Regions from separate parts of the Homo sapiens genome. Here region 2 is linked to region 1. Evidence: read pairs that join two places in POLR2A ChIA-PET (ENCODE). Cell type or tissue: A673. All regions are shown on one strand. Each heading gives the region's core, and the rest is flanking DNA. Links, peaks and the distances in the headings are about the cores only.

Region 1 (8,340 bases), core at 9-8,008:
AGAGGAGGCAGAAGAGGAAACGGGGTCACGAATGCATGCGGAGAGCTAGTTCAAAAAGCAGGAGGGCCATCTCTCCTTCAAACGTAGGAGAAATGAGATGCAGACCTAAAGATGCCTCAGTGGTGTATCAGGATATCTCTTAGCTGCATGAAGCAGGAAATTGACTATTGTGGCTTAAATAAGTAGAGGTCTAGGAGGTAGGCAGTCTAGCATTGATATAATGGCAATAAGATACTGCCAAGGATTCAAGATGCTTCCATCTTTTCATTCTATCATGTTCCATGAAGGAATGAATGAATGAGCAAAATAATGGAAGGGAACTATCATACTTCCATTGAGACTTTTTTCCTTTCAGTGAAAAACAATGTGAATGATCAAACTGTAGCAAGTTGGTTAAATAATCTAGCATGTTAACAATTTGAAGATCACATTGCTTTTTTAAAATATGTGTATGAAGTAGGGATGTGAAAAAATATAGATTATGTGATATTGAGTGAAATAGAACCTTAAAATAATATGGGCATGTTTATTGCAATTATAAAAAATTTGTATCTTACAATATTAAGGCAAGGAGGACCATTGTATCTTGATTCTCATTTAGCTTTTGTGTTAAGGAGGGTTGGATTTTTTTCTTTTTTCATTTATTCTGTTTATAGTTCACTATAAAGTTGTTAAAATATATAATTACAAAATTTAAAAGCCCATATGGAACTTTCTTTGAGCTCATCTAGAAGAAAGACACTCCTAAATGCAAGCATGGCCATCAAAATATCATTGCATTGTACACACACACACACACACACACACACACACACACATACACGGATAGTCACTACATTCTGATAACTAACTAACTTCCAACTGTAATATTGGTGTGGTTCATGAAGGCCCCTTTGCCAAATATCTCTCTACCTCCTTCACAGGCCTGAGATTCTTTTTCTGGGGAGCAATGTTTTCTTTGTTTGAGGAGAGGCATCATGATCTTCTCACTACATGTAAATGATTATGTCTTTCTAAATGGAGAGTGTTAATATCTCTGAAGGACAAAGGGTGCAGGAAGGAGTGGCTGGGTACACTTGAAATGTAGCCCCTTCTTACTCATGCCAAAGTTGAATCTAGATTCTCAATTCAAATGATCTTCCATCCCTCACTTCTGAATGATCTCCCTTCCTTTTATTGGTGCAAGGAATTACGGGGCTGGGCATGGTCTTCTGTTTACCCTCCTACCCTCCATCAGTGACTTTAAATCATTCCAATGAAGTAAGTATCTCCTATTTTTAAGCACTAGAAGAGGATGTTCTTCAATATCCCTCAATCATACATTCTTTTTTCTGACAAAACTCACCCTAGAAATACTTCTTTAAGCCAAACTTCCTAAATTCCTTACTTGCAGTGTTACAGCTTGTTTCTTGTTGGATTGCCGTCCGAGATTAAGAATTCTTAATCACATCCCTTCAGAACTTTTATCTGGAAGATCTAACATGGTGAGGGATTATCTGACCCTCCTTTACTGGTGAGGCTCAGAAGTCTAACAGTGTGCTCAGACACCTAGTAACTCAGAGGCTGATGGATACTCCTTGTAGGTTTTAGTTTCCACATCTGAAAAATGAGGAGAGCAATATCTACCCCCTCCTCCTCACATGGACTTTGTAAAAACCCTGTAAGATAATGTGACTAAAAGTACTCTGGGAAATATAAACAAATTCAAGTTATTATTTAAATACTTCTCTCTTTTCCTTTGAGTTTTGCTTTGCTGCAGTTTCATCCTCCTTTTCTACAGCACTGGCTTTGCTGTAGAAGAGGAATGGCATGGCATGCTGTCAGAAGCCACACAGCCCTCCAGCACCCTCCCTCTGCATCTAGCTTGCAGCTCTGTTCCATCCTCAGCATTAATTTTTAGGTTTGAATGGATATCCTGGCTTACATGAACTCAGGTTACTCTCTTCCTTAACCTCCTGGTAACCTGCTAAATCCCTGCAGACACATTGTTCTCAATTGGGGGCATTTCTCTCTCCTTTTCTACTGACAAGGGGATATTTGGCAGTATCTGGAGTCATCTTTGGTCATCACTGCTGGTGGGTAGTGCTACTGGCATGTGGTGGGTAGAGTCAGGGATGCTGCCAAACATCCTAAGATGCATAGGACAGCTCGCTTCCCACAACAAAGAATTATCTGGTCTAAAATGTCAGTAGTGCTGTGGTTGAGAAGTTCTGCTATAGATAAAATTCAATGAAATACATATTCTTCTCCCTTCCCCTTCCTTCCTTCCTTCCTTCCTTCCTTCCTTCCTTCCTTCCTTCCTTCCTTCCTTCCTTCCCTCCTTCCTTCCTTCCTTCTTTCCCTCTTCCTTCTTTCTTCTTCCTTTCCTTTCTTTTCCTTTCCATTCCTTTTTACTTTCTTTCAACAGCTATATCAGATATAAAGGTATAATTGGTATACAATGACCTGTACATACTTAAAGTGTACAGTTTGATGATTTTTGACATCTCTACATGTAAAACCATCACCATAATCAAGAAAATGAATCTATCCATCACTCCCAAAAGATTCCTCCTGCCCTTTTGTAATTCTGCCCTCCTTGGGCCACCCATCTCAGCTTCCCAGCCCCAATCAACCACTGATTTGCTTTCTCTCACTTGAGATTAGTTTGCATAGTCTAGAATTTTATATAATTTGAATCATACATTATGCACTTTTTTTCTGGCTTCTTTCACTCAGCATAATTATTTTAAGATTTATCTATGTCATTGCTGAACTACTTATTCTTGAGGAAAGATAAGCTGATGGTTAAGAACAAAGGGTTATGACTCCTGGGTTTTTGGGTCATTAATAGACACTCTTTTGATGATTTTACTTCTTGGATGGATGCCTCACTTAGCTGTTCCTTCCCCTGCCCCCACAATCAATTTTCCTTATCACAGTCTTTAATACCTGGCCAGTGAACTACCTCAGTGGTCTTCTAATAGGAGACTTCTGTCTCTAATTTCTACTCCCCTTAACTTATAAAACTTCATTCCCTTTTTTTTCTCTCAAACAGAATATTAAAGAGCTAATCTGTGGGATACCAGTTTGGGAAATGGTGCCCTGACATAGCTATTTTGTTTTTAAAACTCTGCATTTCAGACTTAATCCATGTGCAGTATACACACACACACAGAGAAATGAATCTTGAGACATCATCTCTAATCAGCACAGCTTACCTGGTTTTTGCCTACTTTGGTGCTAAGAATCTTTCCTGGAATTATATCTAGTTAAGGTATCCATATTTAATAATAGGAAGAATTCTTTAACCAGGCACTTTGAAGACCATAAAAAATAGTTAACGATAATTAAACCCACACATTATTATGAGAAGTATGTAGATTTTACTACATTGTTAGCCTAGACATACTTCTATACAGCAATGACATATGGTTTTGAAGTGGAATTCTTGAATAAATCTCAAGTTGCTCCTTTCAAGATAACTGAGAAAATCTTGATTCCTAAGAAAACAGTCCTCTTTATCATCTGTTCCACAGTTTTCTTTCCCATTTATCTTCGTTATATAGGATATGGCTCATTCTTTTCTCTTCCCACACAGTCTTCTGTGGGGTTGGTCATTTCTTTATTTTAATGCTTATATCACTTTTCTTCAGTCAGTTATTGGTATTTGTATCTGCAAATGCTCCAAGTTCATTTTAAGCATCAAATATAATTAATATTGCTGAGGATGTTTTGCTCTTCTCCTGGCAACTTGTTACCTGGAATGCTCTCTTCTGTTTGTGATAGGCATTGGTTGTCTTGCCTACCCAGTATCCTCTTCATTTGGTAATAGTACTGTGTTCTTTTTTGGTGTGGGAGGACGCTATGTCCCCTCTTTAATGTGTTTAGTTAACGTAGCAAGATTTCTGAGAGGGGGCGAATGGTGAACCTAGGGAGGCCTAACCTTAGGTCCCTGTGTTCTCAATGGTATATATATCTTTTTTATCAGCAGGGAGATACCAGGGTTCGTCATGGGCAGCAATGACTACGATGGACAAGAAGATAGAGGCCCTAATCCTAATTTTCTGAGCACCATGGAAGCCCCCTGGATTCTAGGGAGACCTTGAGGAGAAAGAAGACTCCTGTAAATGCCTGACATTGAAATTCCTGCAAGTCTAGGAGCATGTGAACTCAAAATGGAAATTAATTTGATTTAATAAAAATAAAGAAGAAGAATTGTTTTGGCATATCCCAGTTTGTAGACTGAGATTCATAATGGTTGTAGGCACTTAAAAATTATCATCCGTAGATTAATGAGTTTATTGAGTGCCATCTCTACTCCGAACATTATTAGCAAGACTTTTTGTGGGTAAAGCAAAGACATATGGCCCTGCCTCAGTCTTCTGAGAACACGTAGCCTGCTTGGAGACAGAATATTCAAATAGGTAGGAGGAGGTTAATTTCTTACAAGGGGTAATCCATCAGGGTCTGATAGCAACTTAAGAGCTACCACCTGCGGGCGCCTATAATCCCAGCTACTCGGGAGGCTGAGGCAGGAGAATGGCATGAACTCGGAAGGCGGAGGTTGCAGTGAGCCAAGATCGTGCCACTGCACTTCAGCCTGAGGGACAAAGCGAGACTCCATCTCCAAAAAAAAAAAAAAAAAAAAAAAAAGGAAAGAAAAAAAGAAAAACAAACAAACGACAAAAGCGAGCTACTACCTGTACCTAATTGGTAAATGAATGGCCTGGTCAATGAGCAGTGAGTTCAGCTGCTATCATATTAAAGGGAATTGAGAGAAAAAAGAAAAACAGTAAGAATTTAATGTCTTTTGTTTTACTAAGAGTGAGTTTGCAGGGCTGAATTTTTTTAAATTTTTTTATTTTTTATTTTTGAGATGGAGTCTCGTTCTGTCGCCCAGGCTGGAGTGCAGTGGCACGATCTCGGCTCACTGCAAGCTCCGCCTCCCGGGTTCACGCCATTCTCCTGCCTCAGCCTCCCGAGTAGTTGGGACTACAGGCGCCCGCCACCACGCCCGGATAATTTTTTTTGTATTTTTAGTAGAGACGGGGTTTCACCGTGTTAGCCAGGATGGTCTCAATCTCCTGACCTCGTGATCCGCCTGCCTCGGCCTCCCAAAGTGCTGGGATTACAGGCTGAGTCACCGGCTGATTGTTTTAAGGAAAGGAGCAGTTTATTTCTGCAGCTCACCACTTCCCAGGGAGCCCATGCTTTGTGAGCCTGTGGTCTCAAGAGTTCCCCATCCAGAGTGGGGAGTCAGGCCACTGGAACAGCCTGCAGAAATCAAGCAGGTGGGTAACGTGCTCAAAGATGTTTTGTGCTTGCCTTTTCCTCGTCTTCCCAAATATGCAGCACTTGTCCAGGTCAATGTCAGAGGAGCTTATGTTCCTGTTAAGCAATAAGACCCAGTAGGCAGAGAATTGCTGTGGAATTAGGGGAATTCAGAGTGACTTTGTATGTCAGGGACATGAGCCTCTGCTTCCATGCCAGTTTCCAGCACAAGGTTGTTTGAAAGCCTTGCTTAAAAAAAAATCTCGAGGTATGCCCAACTTGGAGCTCTCGGATCTGATGTGGGCAAACTGAAGAGATCAGATCAAGTCCCTTAGTTCCTTAGAGATCTAGGCTGTGAAACTGGGTGACTAGGGAAGGGATTTGAGTCATGATAGTGTGGAGTTAGTCTTAGGGCGTTCTTGGACAAGACATGAGGTCTTTTTGGAGCTTGGTTTTACTGTCTTAGTTTTATGGTAAAATGGCTACAAGAATATGGGCAGAGCTTTAATCAAAACCAAACACAAACATCTAAATATCCTACATTAATACATTAAGGAGTGGTCATTTGCTTTACAATGATAGGATTGCCCCCTTTATAAAAATTCACAGTAATATCCATTTATAGGGCAGTTGAACTTTCATTTGAAAATGGAATTTGGTTTGCAGAATGTGATTGTGTTTTCAGCTTTTAAGGAAAATATCAGTTGTAAAAAGGGAGTTCTGCATGTCTTCTTGCTCTGTTCCCCTTTCATCCCTCCATGCACTCCTCCTTCTCATGAAAACTGTGAAGATAATGTCTACATGGTACTTAACAGATGTTTAAGATCTGAGCTAAAAATCCAAATTGGTGATAAGCTCATCATCAAAGATGTACTGGGGCTCATTCTCCAGTGGCTTCTGGATTGGGAGGGGAGAGACCGGGGATCTGGTCCAAACTTTGCCTCAAAATAGCTGGGTCCCTTTGGGTAAATCTTAGAATTGTAGAACCTTTGATTGGAATAAAATTAGGGATCATCTTATCCAACCTTCTTTTGATGAAAGTATTTCATCTACAGCATCCCCAGCTGAAGAGTATCTAGTCTCTTCACTTTCTGGGCCTAAGTGTGTTCATCCAATGAGAGGAACAGGTCTCCATTTGAATCAGGTCTGAAAATGAGGCTAGGAGAGTCAAGAAACTGGAGGCCAGGACTCTGAAGACTAAATGTAATGATATCAGAGTTTGTCAAGGGGCCAAGCCCTAGGTATAGGGTCTGAGGAAGACTCTCTGGGGAATAAAACACTACACGTACCTTCCCTCTTCACAGGTCCATCCTCCTCTGGTCAATAGATGGGGAAGAGTTCTGAGACTTTTAGACACTTAACAGTTTGACCTGAAGCTGCTTACAGATCTACCTCAGCATTTCTAAAGAAAGACAAAGTCAGGATGTCAAGTGAGCTCTCTTCATATTTGAGCTAAACATTATTCCAAGGTTGTGCAGCCTCAGCTGGCCTCTTGCCCTTTGCTTCACATCCTACCTCCTCCTTCCACCCTCCCACCCCCACTTCCAGCTTTTTTACAGCATGCAAACTGCAAACCTCAAGGGCATGCAGTTGAGTCTGGCTGAAATCTGCTGAGTATTTGCAGGGTTTATCTGAGGAAGAACCTTTGGGTCATTGTCATGGCAATTTTGATAATCCTGACGACATACAGATGTGACTGTTCAGGGCAATCTGAGAATGCCTCCCACTTTCTAGCCTCAGCATTGCCTGGGGCAAATGGAGCTTGCTTACTTGCTTACTCTTTTTTTTTTTTTGTATTCTTGTGCAAATAAAATAAAAAAAGAGTTCACAAAATTTCAGTTATAAAAATCCTGTGCCAAAAAAGTTTTATCAAAAACTTCATCTGGAGTTAGAAAAAGATTCTAAGAGGGTTGGATGAGTCACCAACAGGACTGGACCAATAGTCCATTTCTGCATATTGCTTATTTGTTCTCCGTTAACATGTCTACTCACCCTTTCCAATACCACCAACCCTCCCTACTCCATTCGGATCCAGAAAATGAACTCAAGGCTAGGGATCTTTTTCAGTCATCTCTTGATGCCTCCAGTACCCAGCACCGTGCCTAGGAATTCAGTAATGTTTGATGGATAAATGATGAGGTGGGCATAAGATAGCAGAGAGATTTGCAAGGTGACTCCTGATAAACAGAGATTGAATGAAGGTAGGGATTGGTGGTGTGAAGAGACAGGGGCTTCTAGGCTTTGAGTGTTAGCCAAAGCTCTTGAGCATGGAATTGATGCCATAAAGATCAATTCCAATAAAAATATACCTGATGTCAAAATGTGTGGAGAACTAGACTTGGAGAGAGCTTAGAGGCAGGGAGACCAGCAAAGAGTATCAACCTGTTTTCTTGAAAAAGTACAGAATGGAGAAGAAAGTGCTAGGGGAGCCTAAAAGAGACGTGTTATTGCAGGTCCATTTATCTGCCCAGGAGCACAGCCAGGAAAGATTCAAATGCCTAAAGAGTTGGGCACCAACTTGTACATGAATGTTCACGGGAGCATTATTTATAATAGCTAAAAGTAGAAACAACCCAAATGTCTATCAGATGACAAATGGATGAACAGTATGTAGTATATTCATGTAATGGAACATCATTTTTCAATAAAAAGGAATGAAGTACTGATACATGCTCCAGAATAGATGAACCTTTAAAACATTATGCTAAACGAGAGAAGCTAGTTGCAAAAGGACATATGTTGAATTTTTATATTTTTGTGAAATGTTCAGAATAGGCAAATCCATAGAGACAAAAAGTAGGTTAGTAGTTGTCAGGGGCTGGGGGAGGGAGAAATGGGTAGTGATTGCCTATGTGTGTGGGGTTTCTTTTTAGGGTGATGAAAATGTTCTAAAATTACATATTGGTAATGGTCGTAGAACTCTGTGAATATACTAAAACCCACCAAATTATACATTTTAAAAGGGTGAATTGTATGATGTGTGAATTAGGTCTCAATAAAGCTGTTATTAAAAAAGAGTAGGGCTGGGCTGGGGCCATGACCACCGTCTTCACGGACATCAAGGAGTCCAGCACCATGCTGTTGAAG
Region 2 (8,340 bases), core at 312-8,311, 57 kb after region 1:
TGGATAGGAATAAAGATTATCAACATTTGGGAAAATAGCAAAACCCAATCCAAGGAAACTAAGGATCACAACAAAACAATATAGGAGCTGAAGGATGAAATAGCTGGTATAAAAAGGAACCTAATGGATCTAAAAGAGCTGAAAAACACAATTTTGCAAAGCAGTCACAAATATTAACAGAAGAATAGACTGAGATGAGGAAATAATCTGAGAACTTGAAGCCTGGCTCTCTGAAATAACACAGTCAGACAAAAATAAAGAGAAAAGAATGAAGAGGAATGAGCAAAACCTCTGAGAAGTATGGGGTTATGTAAAGAGGCCAAGGCTGTGAATCACTGGCATCCCTGAAAGGGAGGGAGAGAAAGCAAACAACTTAGAAAACACATGTCAGGATATCATCCCTGAAAACTTCCCCAACTTTGCTAGACAGGTCAACAGTCAAATGCAGGAAATGCAGAGAACTTCTGCATGATTCTACACAAGAAGATCATCCCTAAGACATATAATCATTAAAATTTCCAAGGTCAAAATGAAATAATTTTAAAGGCAGCTAGAGAGAAAGCCCAGGTCACCTACAAAGGAAGCCTCATCAGGCTAACAGCAGCTATCTCAGCTGAAACCCTACAAGCCAGAAGACATTGTGGACCTACCTATATTCAACATTGGTAAAGAAAAAAAAATCTTTAACCAAAAATTTCATATCCAGCCAAACTAAGCTTCCTAAGTGAAGCAGAAATAAGATACTTCTCAGATAAGCAAATGTTGAATAAGTTCATTACCACCAGACTGCCTCACAAGAGATCTTGAAAGGAGCACTAAATATAGAAAGGAAAGACTGCTACCAGCTAATACAAAACCACACTGAAATACACAGCAGTGACACTCTAAAGCAACCACACCAACAAGCCAGCATAAGGAGATGCCATCTCACACCAGTCAGAATGGCTATTATTAAAAAGTCAAAAAATAACATGCTGGCAAGGTTGTGGAGGAAAGGTAAAGGTAGCTAACACCACCATGACAGGATCAAATCTACACATGTCAATACTAACCTTGAATATAAAAGTTTAAATGCCCCCACTTAAAAGGGACAGAGTAGCAAGCTGGATAAAAAAGCAAGACCTAATGGTATGCTGTCTTTAAGAGATCCATCTCACATGTAATTACACCCACAGGCTCAAAATAAAGGAACGGAGGAAAATATACCACACAAAATGGAAAACAGAAAAAAGCAGGGGTTGCAATCCTAATTTCAGAATTAAACTTTAAACCAACAAAGGTCAAAAAAGACAAAGAAGGGCATTACATAATGATGAAGGAGTCAATTCAACAAGAAGACCTAACTATCTTAAATATATACGCACCCAACATAGGAGTACCCAGAGTCATAAAGCAAATACTTAGAGATTTACAAAGAGATGTAGACCTCCACATAATAATAGTGGGAGACTTCAACACTCAACTGACAGTATTAGACAGATCATCAAGGCAGAAAATTTACAAAGATACTCAGGACCTGAACTCAACATTAGATCAAATGTATCTGATAGACCTTTACAGGACTCTCTACTGAAAAACAACAGAATATACATTCTTCTCATCGCCATGTGGCACATACTCTGAAACTGACCACATAATTGAACATAAAATAATCCTCAGCAAATGAAAAATAACCAAGATCACACCAAACACACTCTTGCACCACAGTGCCATAAAAATAGACTAAAAAAATTGCTCAAAATCATGCAATTACATGGAAATCAAACATGTTCCTGCTGCATGACTTTTGGGTAAATAATGAAATTAAGGCAGAAATCAAAAAGTTCTTCGAAATTAATGAGAACAAAGATACAACATACCAGAATCTCTGGGACACAGCTAAGGGAGTGTTAAAAGGGGAATTCATAGCGCTAAATGCTCACATCAAAACATTAGAAAGATCTCAAATTAACAATCTAACATCACAATTGAAAGAATTCAAGAAGCAAGAACAAATCAACCCCAAAGCTAGCAGAAGAGAAGAAATAACCAAAATCAGAGCTGAATGGGAGGAAAGTGAGACATGAAAAGCCATTCAAAAGATCAGTGAATCCAGAAGTTTTTTTTTGTTTGTTTTCGTCTTTTCTTTTTTTTTTTTTTGAGATGGAGTCTCTCTCTTTCGCCCAGGCTGGAGTGCAGTGCCCCAATCTCGGCTCACTGCAAGCTCCGCCTCTCGGGTTCACGCCATTCTCCTGCCTCAGCCTCCCTGGTAGCTGGGACTATAGGCACCCGCCACCACACCCAGCTAACTTGTATTTTTAGTAGAGACGGGGTTTCATGTGTTAGCCAGGATGGTCTTGATCTCCTGACCTTGGGATTCGCCCACCTCAGCCTCCCAAAGTGCTGGGATTACAGGCATTTGTTTTTTGAAAATATTAATAAGATAGGCCACTAGCTAGAGTTACAAAGAAGAAAAGAGAGAAGATCTACATAAACACAATTAGAAATGATGATGGAGATTTTACCATTTACCCCACAGAAATAAAAATAACTATTAGAAACAACTATGAATGCCTTTGTGCACACAAACAAGAGAACCTAGAAAAGATGGATAAATTCCTGGACACATACATTCCCAAGACTGAACCAGGAAGAAATACATTCCCTGAACAGACCAATAATGAGCTGTAAAGTTGAATCAGTAACAAATAGCCTACCAACTGAAAAAGCCCAGAACCAGATGGATTCACAGCTGAATTCTACCAGATGTAGATCTGGTAAAATCATACTAGCTCTACAAAGAAGAGCTAGTACCATTCCTATTGGAACTATTCCTAAAAATTGAGGAGAAGGGACTCCTCCCCAACTCATTCTATGATGCCAGCATCATCCTGATACCAAAACCTGGCAGAGACACAACAGAGAAAGCAAGCTTCAGGCCAGTATCCATGATGAACATTGATGGAAAAATCCTAAACAAAATGCTTGCAAACTGAATCTAGCAGCACGTCAAACAGCTAATCCACTATGATCAAGTAGGCTTTATTTCTGGGATGCAAGGTTGGTTCAACATATGCAAATCAATAAATGTGATTCATCACAAAAACAGAACTAAAGACAAAAACCATGCGGTTGTCTCCGTAGATGCAGAAAAGGCCTTAGATATAATTCGACAATGCTTCATGTTAAAAACTCTCAGTCTCAGCCTCTGTTAACCATCCTTCTACTCTCTATCTCCATGAGTTCAGTTGTGTTAAGTTTTAGCTCCCACAAATAAATGAGAACCCATTGTTTGTCTTTCTGTGCCTGGCTTATTTCACTTAACAAAATCACCTCCAGTTCCATCCATGTTGTTGCAAATGACAGGATCTCATTCCTTTTATGGCCTAATAGTACTCAATTATGTGTATATACCACATTTTCTTTATCCATTCGTCTGTTGATGGACACTTAGTTTGCTTCCAAACTTGGCTACTGTGAGCAGTGCTGCAACAAACATGGTAATGCAGAGCTCTCCTTTTTTTTTTTTTTTTTGAGACACGGTCTCGCTCTGTTGCCCAGGCTGGAGTGCTGTGGCACAATCTCAGCTCATTGCAACCTCCGCCTCTCGAGTTCAAGCAATTCTCCTGCCTCAGCCTCCTGAGTAGCTGGGATTACAGGCATGCACCACCACGCCCAGCTAATTTTTTTGTATTTTTAGTAGAGATAGGATTTCACCATGTTGGTCAGGCTGGTCTCAAACTCCTGACCTCATGATCCGCCCTCCTTGGCCTCCCAAAGTGCTGGGATTACAGGCATGAGCCACCGCGCCTGGCCCAGATATGTCTTTAATATACTGAATTCAGCGTCCAGAGTGCTCACCATTACACCATGGAACCTCTCTTAGATATGATAATATCTTTTCTTTTGGTTATATACCTAGCAATGTGATTGCTAGTTCATGTGGTAGCTCTATTTTTAGTTTGTGTGTGTGTGTGACCTCCAAACTGTTCTGCATTGTCGTTGTACTAATTTACAATTCTCGCCAACAGTGTATGAGGGGTCCTTTTTCTCCACACCCTTGCTAGCATTCATTATTGCCTGTCTTTTAGATAAAAGCCATTTTAACTGGGGTGAGGTGATACCTCATTGTAGTTTCAATTTGCATTTCTCTGATGATCAGTGATGTCAAGCGCATTTTCATATGCCTGTTTGCCATTTGTATGTTATCTTTTGAGAAATGTCTATTCAGATCCTTTTTCCCATTTTGAAATTGGATTATTAGATATTTTTCATATAGAGTTGTTTGAGCTCCTTTTATATTCTGATTATTAATCCCTTGTGAAACGGGTAGTTTGAAAATATTTTCTTCCATTTTGTGGGTTTTCTTTTTACTTTGTTGATTGTCTTCAGTGATATGCAAAAGCTTTTTAGCTTGATGTGATCTTGTTTGTTCTTTTTTGCTTTGGTTGCCTGTGCTTTTGGGCTATTACTCAAGAAAATTTTGCCCAGACCATTGTCCTGGAAAGTTTTCTTGGTATTTTCTTGTGGTAGTTTCAGAGTTTGGGGTCTTAGATTTAAGCCTGTAATTCATTTGGATTTGATTTTTGCATATGGGAAAGATACGGGTCTAGTTTCATTCTTCTGCATGTGGATATTCAGTTTTCCCAGCACCGTTTATTGAAGAGACTGTCCTTTCTCCAATGTATGTTCCTTGGCACCTTTGTTAAAAATAAGTTCACTGTAGAAGTATGGATTTGTTTCTGTTTCTCTGTTTTATTTCATTGGTCTATGCATTTGTTTTTATACTCATACCATGCTGTTTTGGTTAGTATAGCTCTGTAACATAAATTGAAGTCTGGTAATATGTTTCCTCCTGTTTTTTTCTTTTTGCTTAGGATAGTGATGATTTGGCTGTGTCCCCATCCAAATCTCATTGTGAATTGTAGTTCCCATAATCCCCACATGTCATGTGAGGGACCCAGTGGGGGGTAATTGAATCATGGGTTCAGTTATCCCCATGCTGTTCTCATGATAGTTAATTCTCATGAAAACTGATGGTTTTATAAGGGGCTTTTCCCTGTTTGCTCAGCACTTTTCTCTTCTGCTGTCTTGTGAAGAAGGATGTGTTTACTTCCCCTTCCACCATGATTGTAAGTTTCCTGAGGCCTTCCCAGCCATGCAGAACTGTGAGTCAATTAAACCTCTTCCTTTATAAATTACCCAGTCTTGGATATTTCTTCATAGCAGCATAAGAATGGACTAATACAGAAATTGGTACCACAGGAAGTGGGGTGCTGCAGTAAAGATACCTGAGAATGTAGAAGTGACTTTGGAACTGGGTAATGGGTAGAGGTTGGAACAGTTTGGAGGGCTCAGAAGAAGACAGGAAAATGTGGAAAAGTTTGGAACTTCCTAGAGACTTGGCGGGTTCAGAAGACAGGAAGATGTGGGAAACTTTGGAATTTCCTAGAGACTCGTTGAATGGCTTTGACCAAAATGCTGATAGTGATATGGACAATAAAGTCCAGGCTGAGGTGGTCTCATATGGAGATGAGAAACTTGTTGGAAACTGGAATAAAGGTGATCCTTGCTATACTTTAGCAAAGAGACTGGTGGCATTTTGCCCCAGCCCTAGAGATCTGTGGAACTTATTACTTGAGAAAGATGATTTAGGGTATCTGGCAGGAGAAGTTTCTAAGCGGCAAAGCATTCAAGAGGAAGCAGAACATAAAAATTTGGAAAATTTGCAGCCTTATAATGTGATAGAAAAGAAAAATCCATTTTCTAAGGAGAAATTCAAGGCCACTGCATAAATTTGCATAAGTAACAAGGAGCCAAATGTTAATTGCCAAGACAATGGGGAAATGTCTCCAGGGCATGTCAGAGACCTTCATGGCAGCCCCTCCCGTTACAGGTCCAGAGGCCTAGGAGAGAAAACTGGTTTCATGGGCCAGGCCCAGGACACCCTGTTCTGTGCAGCCTTGGGACATAGTGCACAGCATCTCAGCTGCTTCAGCTCCAGCCATGGCTAAAAGGGGCCAAGGCACAGCTTGAGGCATTACTTCAGAGGGTGCAAGCCCCAAGCCTCAGCAGCTTACACGTGGTGTTGAGCCTGTGGGTGCACAGAAGTCAAGAATTGAGGTTTAGGAACCTCTGCCTAGATTTCAGAGCATGTATGGAAATGCCTGGATGTCCAGGCAGAAGTTTGCTTCAGGGGCATAGTCCTGTTGGAGAACTTCTGCTAGGGCAGTGTGGAAGGGAGATATGGAGTTGGAACCCCAACATGGAGTCCCCACTAGGGCACTGCCTAGTGGAGCTGTGAGAGGAAGGCCACTGTCCTTTAGACCCCAGAATGGTAGATCCACCAGCAGCTTGTACTATGTGCCTGGAAAGGCCACAGACACTCAATGCAAGCCTGTGAAAGCAACCAAGAGGAGGGTTGTACTCTGCAAAGCCACAGAAGTGCAGCTGCCCAAGGCCATGGGAGCCCACCTTTTGCATCAGCATGACCTGGATGTGAGACATGGAGTCAAAGGAGATCATTTTGGAACTTGAAGGTTTGGTGACTGCCCTGTTGGATTTCAGACTTGTGTGGGGCCTGTAGCCCCCTTGTTTTGGCCAATATCTCCCATTTGGAATGGGTGTATTTGCCCAGTGCCTGTATCCCCATTGTATTTGGGAATTAACTAACTTGCTTTTGATTTTGCAGGCTCATAGGTGGAAGGGACTTGCCTTCTCTTAGATGAAACTTCAGACTTGGATTTTTGGGTTAACACTAAAATGAGCTAAAACTTTGGGGGGCTTTTGGAAAGGCAAAATTGTGTTTTGAAATGTGAGGACATGAGATTTGAGAGGGGACAGGGTCAGAATGATATGGTTGGGCTGTGTCCCCACCCAAATCTCATGGTGAATTTTTAGTTCCGATAATCCCCATGTGTTGGAGGGATCCAGTAGGAGGTAATTGAATAATGGGAGCAGTTACCCCTATGCTGTTCTTGTGATAGTGAGTGAGTTCTCAGGAGATCTGATGGTTTTATAAGGGGCTTTTCCTCCTTTGCTCGGCACTTCTCTCCCCTGCTGCCTTGTGAAGGAAGATGTGTTTGCTTCCCCTTCTGCCATGATTGTAAGTTTCCTGAGGCCTTCCTAGCCATGCAGAACTGTGAGTCAATTAAACCTCTTTTCATTATAAATTACCCAGTCTTGGGTATTTCTTCATAGCAGCATTAGAATGGACTAATACAGACAGCTTTGGCTATTCTGGGTCTTTTGAGCTTCCATATACATTTTAGGATTGTTTTTCCTATTTCTGTGAAGCATGTTATTGACATTTTGATAGGGATTACATTGAATTTGTGGATTGCTTTGAGTAATATGGATATTTTGACAATATTGATTCAATATTGATTCTTCCACTTGATGAACATGGAATATATGTTCATTTTTTTGGTGTCCTTTTCAATTTCTTTCATGAGTGTTTTATAGTTTTCATTCCAGAGATCTTTTACTTCTTTGATTATGTTAATTCCTAGGTATTTAATTTTATTTGTTGTGATTGTAGATGGGATTAGCTTTTTATTTCTTTTTCAGATTGTTTGCTGTTGGCATACTAAAAGGCTTCTGATTTTTTTAAGTTGATATTGTATCCTGCAACTTTACTGAATTTGTTTATTAGTTCCAATAGTTTTTTGGTGGACTCTCTAGGTTTTTCCAAATATAAGATCATATCATCTGCAAACAAGGATAGTTTGATTTCTTCCTTTCCAATTTGGATGCCCATTATTTCTTTCTCTTTTATGATTGCTCTAGCTAGGACTGCCAGTACTATGTTGAATAACAGTGATGAAAGTGGACATTTTTGTTAGGTTCCAGATCTTAGCAGAAAGGCTTTCAGGTCTTCCCCATTCAGTATGATGCTAGCTGTGGGTCTGTCACATATGGTTTTTATTATGTTGAGGTATGTTTCTTCTATACCCGTTTTTTTTAGGGTTTATATCATGAAGGATGTTCAATTTTATCAAATGCTTTTTCAGCATTAGTTGAAGTGATCATATGGTTCATTTTGTTGATATGATGTATCCCATTGGTTGACTTGTGTATGTTGAATTATCCTTGCATCCCTGGGATAAATCCCACTTGGTTGTGATGAATTATCTTTTTAAATATATTGTTGAATTTGCCTTGCTGGTATTTTGTTGAAGATTTTTGCATTAAAATTTATCAGAGATATTGGCCCCACAGTTTTCTTTTTTTGAAATGTCTTTGTCTGCTTTTGGTATCAGGGTAATACTGGCCTTATAAAATGAGTTTGGAAGTATTCCCTTCTCTTCTATTTTTGGGGATAGTTGGAATAAGATTGGTATTAGTTTCTCTTTAAATGTT

The links. ChIA-PET counts read pairs that join two places held together with the same protein. Peaks named below come from ENCODE experiments on the same cell type or tissue, not always from the same donor. Only the 100,000 strongest peaks of a DNase experiment are listed, where the experiment ranks them.
Region 2: POLR2A ChIA-PET joins it to region 1 with 10 read pairs; 2 of 35 experiments call an interaction of 5 or more read pairs at or near these places.

Annotation. Positions count from the first base shown.
Region 1 is chr2:48,772,310-48,780,649 of GRCh38, forward strand. STON1-GTF2A1L (STON1-GTF2A1L readthrough) reads left to right here. Exons shown (of 11, transcript NM_001198593.2): 11 at 3,971-4,210. The coding sequence ends at 4,006. It overlaps LOC105374594 (a long non-coding RNA gene), which reads left to right and starts at 5,056. Exons shown (of 4, transcript XR_001739460.2): 1 at 5,056-5,273. It also overlaps the pseudogene ELOBP3. In A673, for the core only: no CTCF peak of the experiment used is centred there; no DNase peak of the experiment used is centred there.
Region 2 is chr2:48,828,914-48,837,253 of GRCh38, forward strand. No RefSeq gene overlaps it. Among named protein-coding and RNA genes, the nearest start is that of LHCGR, 77 kb to the left of the region's middle. In A673, for the core only: no CTCF peak of the experiment used is centred there; no DNase peak of the experiment used is centred there.